Linked DNA regions of Homo sapiens: region 2 is linked to region 1. The links are chromatin loops, found by intact Hi-C in ENCODE. Cell type or tissue: heart right ventricle. All regions are shown on one strand. Links, peaks and the distances in the headings refer to the core of each region. The heading gives the core; the rest is flanking DNA.

The links. A loop is a pair of places that touch in the nucleus more often than their neighbours do. Peaks named below come from ENCODE experiments on the same cell type or tissue, not always from the same donor. Only the 100,000 strongest peaks of a DNase experiment are listed, where the experiment ranks them.
Region 2: it touches region 1 in a loop (1.9-fold over the local background); 2 of 110 quality-filtered maps call a loop at or near these places.

The regions. Positions count from the first base shown.
Region 1 is chr5:128,494,398-128,502,817 of GRCh38, reverse strand. The region is part of intron 5 of FBN2 (fibrillin 2); the gene reads left to right. Among named protein-coding and RNA genes, the nearest start is that of FBN2, 40 kb to the left of the region's middle. In heart right ventricle, for the core only: a CTCF peak has its summit at 3,734 (motif pointing right); no DNase peak of the experiment used is centred there.
Region 2 is chr5:128,390,655-128,397,847 of GRCh38, reverse strand. FBN2 (fibrillin 2) reads left to right here. Exons shown (of 65, transcript NM_001999.4): 9 at 2,574-2,726; 10 at 4,480-4,713; 11 at 5,693-5,830. Among named protein-coding and RNA genes, the nearest start is that of FBN2, 140 kb to the left of the region's middle. In heart right ventricle, for the core only: no CTCF peak of the experiment used is centred there; no DNase peak of the experiment used is centred there; H3K27ac peaks cover 661 bases.

The DNA.
Region 1 (8,420 bases), core at 1,708-6,707:
GCTTTTCTTCTTACAAAAATTAGTGCAAAATTTTTTAAAAATTATTATTTTAGATTTACTTTCAACATTATATAAACCACTTCCTAATCTCATTTGTTTTGTAAAATTTTAAAATCTGATTAAAATACTTAGGCCACAATTTCTTGATTTACCAACATTATACAATCTCTTTTATCTCTCCACCATAAGGGGAGTAAGTATGATATCTTTTATTGTTGCTTTTTTTCACCTCACCTATAGATTGATTCAATTTTTGTCAAGTGATTTTTCTAGGCTCTGCTTGAGTGCCTTCTTATTGTGTATAATGTTGATTTGTTGCTTTATACTTAAATTCCAACTTGGATAAGTTTAACTTGGGTGTTTGTACCTTTTTCCCTTCATATTTCTGTATATATGATCCAATTATCTTCTGACATTGAATGTGTTGTGGAGAAGTCTGACTCTAGCCTGATTTTTCTTCTCCTAAGTCACTTGCTGTTTTTTCCTGGATGCTCAAAGAGTTTTTACTTTATAATTATTTTTTTTTTTTTGTTCTGTATAAGTTTTAGTGAAAAGCATGTGATCATTTGATTGGAATGATAGACTTCTTCCTTAATTTTGGAGAAACGTTCTATTGTTTCTTTGAGCTGTTTGTACCTTTTTCCTTCCATATTTCTGTAGATAGGATCCAATTGTTTTCTGGCATTGTGTGTGCTATGAAGAAGTCTGACTCTAGCCTGATCTTTCTTCTCCTAAGTCACTTGCTGTTTTTTCCTGGATACCCAAAGGGTTTTTACTTTATAATCATGTATATATTTTTTTCTGTACTAGTTTTAGTGAAAAGCATGTGATCATTTGATTTGGAATGATAGTCTTCTTCCTTAATTTTGGAGAAATGTTCTGTTGTGTCTTCGAGTCATTTTTCTCCATTTTTAGGTTCTCTACTTCAAGTATATTGATTTCTTTTTTTAGACTTTTGATCTTTTATCCACTCTTTACTTCTTTTGATCTTTATCAGTAATTCTTTTTAGCAGTGTCTGTTCTGTTGTTTTTGCCAATTAGTGTAATGGTTTTATAATCATATAAGATATCTTACTTTGTTTTTAGTTTATTTAGAAGTTTCTCTTTTATTTCACTGTTTTGTTTGATCATTTAGACTTTATTTAGCCCTTTTGTTACTGAATTCATTTCCTTATATATTTATTAACAAATAGCTTTGTAATACAAAGAAATCATGCATAATTTTCTTTTGTTTTCTCATTATTTTTTCCTACAATGCAGTATTCTTTTCTTAATCTGCTTTGTGTATTAGGAAAAAATTATAGTATGGTACATAGTTCCCGACCCATTTCTTTCTGTCTTCTGCTTCCTTGAAATGGGCTTTTGCATTAATTTGGTATAGATGAATTTTTCTTTTCTCCCTTTCAGAATTACCTAGGGATTGTTTTCCTTCCCTAGCTCCTGTTTGAGAGCCAGGTATTTCAAGTGCATTATGTTCTGAGCCCCTATGAGGAAAGGAAGAGCACAGCTGGGATTTGGGCAGCAGTGATGAAAGGATCTGAGCTCTGTACTTTCTCAGGTTATTCTTCACATATTTTGTGTCAGGATCACTCCCTCTTGTCATGGAAGTATTCTTTTTCAAAGAGGATATCCCTGAAATTTGAATGATTGCTCCCATTTCAGCTACAGGACCTGATGCACCATTGCTATCAGAAAATCTTGCTTGGTGTTAGTTTTCTGTATTTGTCTCATCATTCCTCAGCATTAGTCTGTCTTCCTTATTGTGATTGTAAGGGGCTTCACCCCAGCCTGCTGCTCCCTGAGAATCCTTTGTTCTTATGTTCTTTGTGCTTAATGCTGAGGATAACTAACCCTGTGTGATGATATAATTCTGTCTTCACTGTCCAGTTTTCTCCCATCTGGTAGAGATCACAATGACTGGGCCTTTCTGTTTTTTTATTTTTGTTTTTGTTTTTGTTTTTTCTTCGAATGCGATGTTATGTGGGTAGGTAGGGATTTTAGTCCTATAATTTTTAACTAATTTATCCATAAGCTAAAGACGAACTCAGCTCTTCAGAAGGAATAGTCAGATTTCGGCCGGGCGCGATGGCTCACGCCTGTAATCCCAGCACTTTAGGAGGCCGAGGCAGGCGGATCACGAGGTCAGGAGATCGAGACCATCCTGGCTAACATGGTGAAACTCCGTCTTTACTAAAAATACAAAAAATTAGCCGGGTGCGGTGGCAGGCGCCTGTAGTCCCAGCTACTCGAGAGAGGCTGAGGCGGGAGAATGGCGTGAACCCGGGAGGCGGAGCTTGCAGTGGGCCGAGATCGCGCCACAGCAGTCCGGCCTGGGTGGAAGAGCGAGACCCTGTCTGAAAAAAAAAAAAAAAAAAAAAAAAAAAAAAGAATTGTCAGAGTCTCATCATTTTCATTCCCTATATCATTTGAGGGAAGAGGGGTTATGACACTCTTCCGTTTCATTCCTTGTCTGTTGTTTTTCAAACATGTCAGGAATTTGGGCATATTTCTTCTTTAGCTGCTGACAGTAAAAGTGTTGTTAGTTTCATTTGACCTTTGTTGTTGTTGTTGTTGTTGTTGTTGTTGTTGATATTAGCTGTGGGAAAGGGAGACTCTGTGATATGGTTTTACTCTACTGTATTTTCCAGGAATTTTTTTTATCACATTTAAAAAGTTTTTGACCTGAAATCTATCTAAAGTCACACAGAAAGCCAGGAGGAGGGGCTTCCAATCGAAGATGATATAGTTTGTGATACTGCAGCTGACATTTAAGACTAATATTGTTGCACTTTATTAAGTGCATATTACTCAATCAAGAAACGTTAATTCTGTGGGTGCCTCATCTTCTGCGAATTAAAGACTGTGTTTCCCATGACCATACTTAATGTCGTGGTTTAATGCATGCAAACTTTTTGCATATGGGCAAAGCCTTATGTTTGTGAATGTCTTCATCTGATTTAGAAATAGCACACAAAGTACATTCCAAATCTTGAACAAGATGGTTTTCATCTTAAAAAAAAAAAGAATTAAGTTCTGAATGTCACAGTAGAGAGTTTAGTTAGAATTTAACAGATTACTGTGTTCTTGAGCGTGTCAATTTACAAGTAATTTCTTGTTTGAAAAATGAGGACATTGGGCTAGATCAGTGTTTACTCATCTTGCTTGGTCATAAGAATCACCAGAGTATTTTTGTCAACAGTATTGATTCCCACATCTGTTCCTTGGAGATTCAAATTCAGTACTCTGAATACAGTGATTTGCAACCATTGTTGCTTATTATCATCACCAGGGAGTTTTTAAAAATCTCGGCACTCAGGCTTCATCCCCTATCAATTACATAAGAATCTCTGGAGCCATAGGACCCATGGCCAAACATTAGCATTTTTTAAAGCCCGCGAAGTAATTGTGCTATAAGGTGAAGTTTGTGAAACATTGGTATAGCATGAGGCCCTTACAAAGTACCCCAGGGCATTTTTATAATTAGCTAGGCTTAAGAAATCATTTATTAAAATATCTCTAATATTTTATCCAATAATTCAATTTTCACATTGAATAGTGCCTAAAATGAAGCCACTCTGGGTATAATTTACTACTAGATTATTTTGAAAGATTTATAATGTCTTAAAATTCTGTTACCAGAATAGATTTTGCCTCTCTCTGATGAGGCAACGCTGGATTTGGAATAGTCAACTTTATGTTAAGGTTTTCTCCATCTCTCATACTTTTAAATCCCAATGTAAGAAGTACATACTCCCTGCAGGGGGCAAAATTGAGCCAAGAATGTTTATAATAGCTTCGAATCTTGGCTTGGTTACTATGTGGTAAACTAAGAAATAACCCAAATAAACTTTAAAAATAATATGTAGAATGACTTGTAAATGAATGGGAAGCTTTATCTAGTTTTTTAAAAAGGAAAATCCTACTCGTTTGAAGGAAATTAATGACAAATCTTGCTAAAACTAAATCTGTATCTTAATCAGTTATTACATTATAGATTTGTAGATTATAGTAAGATTGTAGAGATCATAGTGAAATATATAAAGGAATGTAACCCTGCACACTTTTTAAGTACTACTTATATAATACTTCTCTTTTTAGAATAATTACTGACATTCATAAGTATTCATTTCTTATTTCACAGTTATGTATTTTCTATTGTTTATGACTCTACAAAGCTATAAATAAGTATAGTTTATTTCCCTGCATTTGAGTGAAGCCAGAGGAACTTGAGCTCTCTCTTGTAAAAATATAAATAATTTGTGAAGGAGGTGGTGTCTGAAGAGTCGTTTGATAAAAAGACAGTTTGAGGGCTTGGTTGGTGCTAGGGAATACCAAGGTCCATTTTTTCAGGCACAGAGCACTTGAGGATAAAAACCTAGAGCTGAACTAGACAAGATCAAAGAACAGCTGAGCAGATAATGGAGAAGGAGTTGGAGGAGTGAGGAAGGTACTTTGGGAAATCCCAGTGGAAAGTGCTATATTCATTAATTATCCCGTGACTGGTGAGATGTTGGAGATTTTTGCTTCCATTGGCTGTTATGTATGAACAAGAAAATATATGAGATTTTGCATAAGCCCTAGCCAGACTCTTCAGTAACTTCCAGGTCCCTGTGGGGCCATGCAAGAATCACTTTGATGGTGTCAACCTTCAGAATGGTTTGGGTTTGAATGGTCATCTCTTTCTGGAGTCCCCAAAGGAAGCAAATGTGCTCTGCCCTCTGCATTCCCAGTAATGTGTCTGACACACTGGTCCAACTCTGGGCTCTGCCATGCCTCTCTCCTGCCTCCCTCTGATGTCTCACAGTCCTCCTCAGGACAGAGGGGTTGGGCTTCCTTTTGCTTTTGCTTTTCCTTTTCCTAGTTTCAGGTGGGTGTCAGAAAGGGATAAATTGGTTGAGGCATGAGGGGTTCTAAATTGGGAGTTATTTCACTAAGTATGTTCTGGCATATATAAAGAATTTGGTACATTGCATGATACAAATGGCTAATAATTTTTTTCTGTTACTTAACTAGAATTATGAAACAAACTCTCCTAATCATTCAGTTAAAACTGTTTGGAGATTTTGTGTTAATTATTTTAACTATCACGTTACCAGGAATATTGAAATATGGCTCCACCTCTTCCACTAGCTCAGAGACATCACTGTGAACTAGAAAAAACACCCCCTTTTAAAAACACTTTATTGCCAGAAATTTGTCATGATAAAACATAGAAGTCTAGATCGACTATACTTTGAATTACCTGTGCCTGGAGACTGCAGTATGCCTTTCCTTTTACGTGCTGGTTCTGGATGGTTCAGGCCACTTTCTTGAGTGTTACGATGACAACAAAGCAAATCCCTAAAATTACTTAACCACTTTGTACAAGTTTGAAGTGGACTTGTTGCCCCCACTATTTTGTTCCTCATCCATTTGGGATTAGATTTGTGATGATTATCAAACCAGATCCTAGAAATTCAGCTCATAGTTCAAAGTGGCCCAAGAAAGTGTAATCCACAAATCTCTGAGGATCTAGGATTTCTGGTGTGTACTCATCCATGGTACATCCACATGTGTCATTGTTAAGTTTTCCTAAGTCTGGTGTTTGGTATTCCAGGTGTTGACATGTCATCAGGCTGCCCTTCATTATAACTCAAAACAAGGAACCTATTTCTGTACCTCACTCCCATCTGTTGAAGACACTTAGGAAAGGATATCCTTCAGTCTTAAATCATTGTTCAATTTGTTCTTTTTCTATTTCTTTCTTTCATGGAATATCTTTTCATTTATATTTTTAAACATTTATTTCAACAATGTTTTATACATTTCAGAGTATAGTTTCGTACTTCTTTTGTCAAATTTATTTCTATTTTATTCTTTTTAGTGCTATTGTAATAGAGTTGTTTCAGTTTTATTTTTGAAACATTTATTTCCAGTGTACAGTAATGCAGTTGAGTTTTGTGTATTGATGTTGTATCTTGCAATCTTGCAGAACTTGTTAATTCTAATAGTCTTCAATGGATAATTTAGGATTTTACATGTATTATATATTAAATATATTTTTTCATAATGTATATTTTATAATATACATGAAATGCGTGAGTGTTGCCATCTACAAATAGAGATGGTTTTACTTCTCTCATTCCAACATGGATGCTTTTTCTTTTCTTTTCTTGTCTGATTCTGGCTGGAACCTCTGGTACAAATGTTGAATAGAAGTGGCAAGATCAGATTTCCTTGTCCTAGTCTGATCTTACGCGGAACGTAACAAGTATTTCACCATTAAATATGATATTATCTATGAGTTTTTTGTAGAGGCCCTTTATTATGCTGAGGAAGTTCCCTTCTACTCCTAGTTTTTTAGTGTTTTTATTATGAAACTTGTTCTTTTCTGTGTATATTGAGATGCTCATATGGTTTTTGTCCTTTATTCTGTTGATATGGTGTATTACAATGATTGATTTACATATCCTCAAATTCCTTGGATTAATCCCACTGGGTCGTGGTATATAATCTTTTTTATATATTGTTGGATTTGGTTTGCTAGTATTTTGTTGAAGATTTTTGCTTTTATATTTACATAGAATATTGTCTGTAGTTTTCTTTTCTTTTGATATCTTTGTATGATTTTGGTATCAGTGTAATTGTGACCTCATAGAGTGACTGGAGAAGTGTTCTTTCCTCTTATTATTTTGGAAAAGTTTGTGAAAAATTGGTATTGTTATTTAAATGTTTGGTAGAATTTACCAGTAAAGCCATCTGGGCCTGGGCCTTTCTTTGTGGATAGTTTCTCTATCCCTAAGTGAATCCCTTTACCTACTATAAATTAGTAATTAGAAAATAATTACTCATTAATTGGAAAATCCAATTTTCTAATTACTCTAGAGTCACTGTTGGTAATTTCTATCTTTCTAGAAACTTGTCCATTTCATATGTCTGATTTGTTGGTAAACTTGTTCACTTCATGTTCAGAGTATTACTTCATTATCCTCTTTATTTCTGTAAAGTCAGTAATAATGCTCCCTCTTTCATTGTTGATGTTAGTATAAATAATTTGAGTCTTCTCTTTTTTATAGAGGTGGGGTCAGTCTAGCTAAAGGTTTGCCAACTTTATCTGCCAGAGAACCACCTTTTGATTTTGTTGATTTTTCTCTTACTTTTCTATTTTCTATTTTATTAGTACCTTCTCTGATCATTATTATTTGCTTCTTTCTGATTGCATTAGGTCAAGTTAGCACTTTTTCCAGAGTCTTAAGGCTTTTTATCCTTAATTGTTATGATAAAAAGTCAGCTGTTGACAGTTGTCTTTTTGTCTTTAATGTTTTTACTGTGATATGTCTACATTTGGATATCTTTGCATTTTTACTACTTAAACTTTGTTAAACTTCTTGGAGGTATAAATTAATAGTGTTTCATCAAGTTTGGAAGTTTTCTGCTGTTTCTCTGAATATCTTTTACTGTTCTTTTCCTCCTCTTCCTCTGGTATTTCCTTTATTGCGTATTTTTGGTGTGCTTAATGGTGTCCCACATTTCCCTGAAGCTTTGTTCACATTTCTTCATTCTTTTTTATTTTTTTCCTCTGCTTTTCAAATTGTATACTCTCTATAGATCTATCACCAGAAATTCACTGATCCTTTCTTTTGCGAGTTCCAATCTACTCTTGATTATCTCCAGGGAATTTTTTATTTCAATTATTGTACTTTCTATCTCCAGAATTTCTACTTGGTTCTTTTTATAGTTTGTCTTCTCATTGATGATATTCTCACTTTGACGAGACATTGTCAGTAAACCTTGTTTTTTCAGCATGGCTTCCTTTAGGTTTTGGGACATACTCATAATGACTGCTTTGAGGTATTTGTCTGTTAAGGCTGGTCCTGAGTTCTCTCTAAGGACATTTCTGTTGCTTGCTTTTTTTCCTGTGTACTATGGACACACTTTCTGTTTCTTCACATATCATAGTTTTTTTGTTGAAAACTCTACATTAAAATAAGATACTGCAGCACCTTTTGATACTGCCCACACCCCAGGGTCTTGATACTATTGTTTAATTATTTTGTTTAGTGCCTTGGCTGGACGATCTTAGTGAAGTCTGTTTCTTCTGCAGTGGAAAGCCTTTCATGCTGCCCCCCAGAGGCACAGTCTTGAACATGTGCCCAGTTAACCTGGGATGACAGTGGTTTTAACAGTGCTCTCTTTTACTGTTCTTGTCCCTGATCTGTTAAGCTGTTGGCTTCTGTTAGTATCACACCCATCTGTTAGGCCTCACTAATTTCTGACTGATTTCTTAATTGTTTTTTTACAATGCCCTGGGGTATAAATTGCTCCATAGTCTGATCCAGTTAAATCCAGGACCCTTTGCAGGATAAATTTTTGGGGCCAGCCTTTGAGCCTCTGACTCCAAAAAGACTTCTTAGCTGTCTCTTTCTCTAAACTAACTGGCC
Region 2 (7,193 bases), core at 242-5,241, 100 kb after region 1:
TTATGCCCCGGGCACTGTGAAACTATCAGAGTTGAAATTCACAGTCTCCGGAGTTTAATAGTAGCCTAAAGGTGAAATTAGTTGTTCAAATACCTCCTAAGATTCTCATTTCACCTCATTTAGGGACTCTGTTTTATCCTTCATTTCATGCGAGCTGGATGATGTGTTTTTAAATATTTTTTCACATTTTATCCAGGATATTTTAATTGAGAGGAACATTCAGGGTAGCTAATTCACCATGAAAGCTGCAAGAAATAGAGCATATGTTGTTTTATTTCATTCTCCCACCAACCATGTTCTGTACAGAAGAAGAGTTAAATACGGTTGAAAATCGAACAATTAATAATATTTGAATGTAAAACTAGGTCTCTTGACTCAAGGCTATGGTTTTGTTTTTTGTTGTTTCGTTTTCAAATTCTATATTACAACCTCCTTCTTGTAGAAGCCTTGAAGAGATAAATATATTCATCCTAACTTGTAGCACTGATTGTGTTTTATAACGTTAGTGATTATTGTTAAGAGTTTGGAACTTTCTTATTTTAATTTACATCCTGGCCTTGAGGAGGTAGTATATGATACTTCGGGTTCATAAAATGAATATTCCAAAAATTGTTTCCTGTGATTATTCTTAGGAATAGAAACTTAGTTGTGAAATTATTCCTAATGACAGCCTGTCCAAATCCAACTCAAGTTTTTGAAATTTCTGCAGTGCCTTTAATTATGTGTGCATACATCACATTTAGTGCTCGGTTTTGGGTCTTACTGGGATTTTGGGGAGAAATAGAAGGAGTTGTTCGATTCTTATACAGAGTATCTTAAAGGTAATTCATTTATTTTATGATAGCTTAAAAGCAATCTGAGGCATGCTATATATGGGCCATTAGAGGACATAATGTGCTTACTTTAAACTCTGTATCCAGTGCTAAAAATTTTAACTTTACCTGTTAATGGAATTATAAGCAATTAACAGTTTCATCTTCATTATTGATATGCAGATCCTGATTGCTGTGGTACATCTTTCTTCTTGTGATCATAGACAAAACAACTTTGAAAGCATCTTGATAGGGTTGAATAATATGTTGTTAATGAAGCTCACAGTTTTTTCCATTGGTTACTATAAAGGCAGTTTCAGTTATAACCCATAAAGTTTACAGATGATATTGATAATTTATCCCTATGCAACTTTGCATTTTATGCAGTCTTTTGCAATCATCATAACCTGTCTTCTAGCCTTTATCTGATCATTTTGATCCATTGTGTATTCTGCTATCAGATTGACCTCTATTACAGTCATATTTGATCATGTCACTTCCTTACATCAAATCCTACTGGATAATGCACAGACTCTTTACCATAGCACTCCTGCCAAACTGTGCTTACCTCTGAGTGGTCACCTTATTTTGCCTCTCAATATCTAGTTTGGCACAGTCAGTTTTCCCTAGTTCTTGAAACTGTCTCATCTGGCTCTGGCTTAGAATGACATATATACACTGACAATTCACAGATATATATGTTCAGCCTGACTATGCTTCTGCATTCCAGGCTCATTTATTCAACATTCCAAATATAACATGTTTTAAAGAGGAGCCTTGTCTTGTGTTCTCTAATCCCGTTTCTTCCCTCGCCATCCCCATCTCAGCTGTGTAAGTCAAAAACTTAGGAAATGTCTAAGACTCTCTTTCTTCCATACCCCACACCCAAGCAAGTTCCCATTGGCTGTACCTTCAAAACATGTCTGCCCTCTGCTCAGCCTCATCATCTCCACTGCTGCCACCCTCATCAAAGCCACCATCATCTCTCACCTGAATGTCTTCAGTGTCCTCCTCACTGGTCTCTGTGCTCTGGCTACAGTCAGTTCTCATCGCAGCCAAAGAGATCTTCTTAAAAATGTAAACCATTGTCTTCTCTCATTGTAACCATCCAGGAAATCTCCAAACCCTCCACTCGAAATCCAAGTGAAATCCCAAGGTCCTTTCCTAATGGCCTATAGGACCATCCATGATAGCCTCTGCTGTCTCTCTGAGCTCATGCTCCTGCACTTTCCCTTCCACATGCTGTTCTCTAGTCATAGTGGCCCATCTTTCTTCACACACATGAAGCACATTCTCTTCTTCCTCAGAAGCTGCTCTTTCCTCAGATACTTCCATGGCTCATGCCCTCATTTTAGTCAGCTGCCTTCTCAAATGTCACTGTTTCAGGTTGCATCTGATCAACTTTTATAAAATCATCAGTCAGATGTTGCTGCATTACAGACAACCACAAAATCACAGTGACATACAACAGTGCGCATCTCCAGGCTGAGGATTGGGACTGGGTTGTTGCTTTCCTTCAAGCTTCAGAATTGCCTGACTTTAGCTTCTTACTGCAGTCTGTCCTCCTATCTGCTCCACGTCTTTCATTGTTCTGTCCCTGGCTCAATGAATGTCTGAGATATTAAGAGAGTGAAGAAAGGAATAGATAACAGAGATTAAGTGGTATGAGTCACTTCACCTACATTCATCTCATGTACAGTGATTGTTGTAAGAACCTGAGGTAATTCTGCCATATCTTCTGTCTTATTTATACATGCACAGATCAGAGAACAGGCATGTGTTTCTCGGGCCTGGTGAATGGCCGCTGTGCACAAGAGCTCCCGGGGAGAATGACGAAAATGCAGTGCTGCTGTGAGCCTGGCCGCTGCTGGGGCATCGGAACCATTCCTGAAGCCTGTCCTGTCAGAGGTTCTGGTACGTGGCTGGCTGTTAGTCTCCTCAGCACAGACACTGTTAGGAAAATTAGTAGCAGTACTGTATTTTGCTCTCTGGGAGACCAAGGCAGGTGGATTGCTTGAGTCCAGAAGTTCAAAACCAGCCTGGGCAACATGGCGAAATCCTGTCTCTACAAAAAATACAAAAATTAGCCGGGCATGGTGGTGCATGCCTGTAATCCCAGATACTTGTGGGACTGAGGTGGGAGAATCACATGAGCTTGGGCTGTCGAGGCTACAGCCATCCATGATCATGCCACTGCACTCCAGCCTGAGTGACAGAGCGAGACCCTGTCTCAAAAATATATGTATATATTTTGCTCCTGTCCTTGAAGTCAAGTCATATTTGTTTTCCTTTGTGTGTTTTCAGTATGACTTGAGTGTTTTTGTGGGGAGTGTGATAGCATTGTTATTTAGGATCAGTTTTGATAATATCTAATTTAGTAACATCAGACAAATACCTGAAAGCTGTTTGACTTGTTTTTGTGCAAGTGTTGTTTTTTAAATTATTTTGAATGTTAGTATTTCAATTCAGTTTTTAAACCTCCTGATCTTTCATCCAGAGCTCAAATATCTATGAGGAAGAAAACTCTGTCTTCATTTATACTTTATTTCAGGAATACCTTCAGCTTATAATGTCTCAGTCCTTGAAGATATTTCCTCTCTTCTCATGATCTTGAAAATTAATCATACAAGAGTATGATGATGGCTCTCATTAACTACGCTGTGGTAACTGCCATATAAATGATGCTATATTGGGAAATTAGGGTTAATGAGAAGTAGTTCCTCTTGTTACGTGTAATATGAGTAGTAAAGTACAAATTAATGTTTCTCACATAAAGATATATTAATATATTCAATTCTATTATCATTTTCTCATTGAATTAAAAGCGTGTAAAATAATTAAAGTTTTCAAATATACTTACAAATATTTATGCCAATATGTACTGTTAACAGAAAAGATATCATGACACATTAATCATTCTTACAAAATCTCTAAGTCATAAAATACCAAAATCTATTAGTAAGACAAAAAGGGGCAGAATTAATGCCTAGTAAATAATTTTGGATTCTCCCAGTTCCACTAGTAGTATATAATTAATAATTTTTTTTCCTTCTGATACAGTGCCTTAAGTCTGCAAACAGTTAAGGCAATAAGGCAATTGCTATCTTCTTGCTTCTCTTTACTCAACTTTGTCACCTGGACAAAAAGGAGCAGATTTTAAAGCTTACTTGATATTGTCTACCGTTAAAATCCAAGTTAGAAAAAAATATCATTCTGGAGCAATATTAATACCTAATCTCCTGAAAAAAAATGGACAGGAAAAATGTATAGGTATAATGCTGAAGAGAATGTAAGTAAAACCATACAGATAGAATGAATTAGCATAAAGCTTTAACTTTTATCTGTACAAGTAAATTTTCTGTATTTATAATTATGTCTGGAATTTTATGAGTTGCACTTAGGTGCATAAAATAAAAATACACATGTAAATGATTGTTTATGCAACTCAGTTAAAATAATGTGACAATATAGGTTTTAAATTTTTTCTAAAACTTCTATATCTTTTTCTTGCTACTGCCAGCATTAAAAACATGTATTGAGATAGTAACCTACTTAATCATATTGTGTAGTATAGGTAACCCAAAGTGACTTAGTACAGTGTACCAATGGCTTTTGTTATGCAGAAAGACATTCACCTGTGCTTAATGCCAACTTTCTTTTCTTCTAGAGGAATATCGCAGACTTTGCATGGATGGACTTCCAATGGGAGGAATTCCAGGGAGTGCTGGTTCCAGACCTGGAGGCACTGGGGGAAATGGCTTTGCCCCAAGTGGCAATGGCAATGGCTATGGCCCAGGAGGGACAGGCTTCATCCCCATCCCTGGAGGCAATGGCTTTTCTCCTGGCGTTGGGGGAGCCGGTGTGGGGGCCGGGGGACAGGGACCTATCATCACTGGACTAAGTAAGTGGTCAGTTTTCCTGTGGACTCTTTAGTTTCCTGCCTCAAGTGACATTATAATATCTAACATAATTTTAATTTTTCAAAAGGGTTGTATGAACACACTTGCACATGTGTGTGTGTGTTTGTGGGTGCGAGAGAGAGAGAGACAGAGGGAAAAGTGTTTCAAGGTCTGATACATAGTAATACTAAATTTGGGAAAATGTAATAGGAAAATATTACTTTTATGTTCTGTAAACTTTCTGTTAAATTAGAGAAAAGAATGTGTGACCCAGGTCTTCGCAAATACATATGAGAGCCCAGTAATACTCCAATCCAGTTGACACCACCAAAAAGCATGTTTTTGGTTTCAATGTATTTCATTTGGCTGTTTAAAGCTGCCCTGTTCATGCACCCCTTGAATTATTTTCCAGAACCATTTCTCCACTGAGATAAACTGAATATCTTGCTCTGTGCAGATCCAAATATTGTAACGTACATATCTTTCCTTTCCTCACCCTTTTTTGTTAAATTGCTTAAGAAATTGAAAACCGTGGGCTTCAGACCAGAGTTGGCATTTGTGTGCTTGACATTTAACTTCATTCTTTTTAAAAGCCCTCTCTTGCTAATAATATTTAAAGATGTCCTACAGTGTTATGTTTATTCTTTTTGGCATATTGCCGATTTACTATATCTGAATATTCAGCAGAGTTACAAAGGAGAAACGGAAAGCACTCAAACGTATGGTAGAACATTCCTGTAATTTTAAAAAGACATGATTAAGGGCAGCATTTTCAGATCTGTAACTTAACAGATACAAGTTGCAACCATGTGTCTCAGTAATATTTTTTAGATTCTCCACATTAAAGTTTTAATAAAATATAAAATATGAGCTTCTGATATACATCTAATTAATTTACTATTAAATGTCCTTTAAAAATCAATTCAGAAAAGTAATGCATGTTGTAATGATTAAATATAATTGTGCTTTAATTTTCCGTAGCAATTCTGAACCAGACAATAGATATCTGTAAGCATCATGCTAACCTTTGTTTAAATGGACGCTGTATACCAACTGTCTCAAGCTACCGATGTGAATGCAACATGGGTTATAAGCAGGATGCAAATGGAGATTGTATAGGTAAGTTTGTGATTCTTTAATAATCCTTCTTAGTTTTTTTAGTAGCTATTAGATTACAGGATCAAATTGGAATGAATATGATTTTTTTAAGTCTTTTGAAATACAGCTAATTTCCAAACTGTCTCTTCTGTGTGTATGCTATTCAGTGTGCCCCCTTAACCTATGCTGAGCTAGATCACTTTAAGAATTTCCTACCCTTTCAAGTCCTAAATATTGTGATTTCTGTCTCTGACTCTCCCTTTCCATTCTCCTTAGAAATGCTTACTCTTAATATAAACTAAAAATAAAAAGGAATCTATGTAACAATGAATATATTTTAAAAACAATTCGTCAAGCATGAATCCATCTTTAAAAGATGACAAGACACCAATGGACTAAAATCTGATATGTCAGGGCAGTAGTTTTCAAATATGTCGGTCTCAGACTCATTTCAACTCTTAAAATCATTGGTTATCTCTACTTTGATAATTACCTAATTAGAAATTAAAGATGAAAATATTAAGACATTTATTGATTTATTCAAAAATAACAACAATGAATCCATTGCATGTTGACATAAGTAACATTTTTATGAAAAACTACATTTTTGAAAACAATGTGTGGAAACAAGTGTCGTTGTTTTACATTTTTGCAAACCTTTTTAATGTCTGCCTTAATAGAAGCCAGCTGGATTCTCATAGCTGCTTCTCTATTTAAGGTTTGGTGATGTTTTGTTTTGTTTTGTTCTGTTTTGTTGAGGAATGAAAATCTATCCTCAAGCAGATACATAGATGGAAAAGAAGAGGAATATTGCATAGACTTTCAGATAATTGAGGTTATTCTTTGATATTCCACCAAAACTTACAAGGAGTAATTCTTAAAGTTTAGTTAACCATGTAGAATCTGAAACCATATTAGTACACTTTTTGTACTCTGTTACATAAAGTCCATTGGTTTGTCTAATGCTTTGAGTGGATTTTGTAACATGCATTGGTCATTTGAAATATATTGATGCACTGTATTATGCACATCTTTCCAAAGTTGAAATATTTTACTATGTACTATCAAAAAATCATATTTGAGAATATCACCATCAAACTCATAAAAATGCCTTCAAATTGCTGAGAAACAATCAAGCATACAGTGTTAAATAATCTTTCTGAATTCTGTCATTTTTAAGCTTGAATGTTAACATTAGCATCAAATATACAGTCTGTTCCTTTTCTTAAAGTGACAGGCTCACTGCATTATTTTCAAGAAAATGTCTGCCAGATTAATAACTCTGAATAACTATAATTTGTCAGTCATTCTTCAAGTAAAAATAGTATTCTGCAGAAAAAGCTGCTAATGGAGTGCACAACTCAAAACAACTACGCAGAAACTT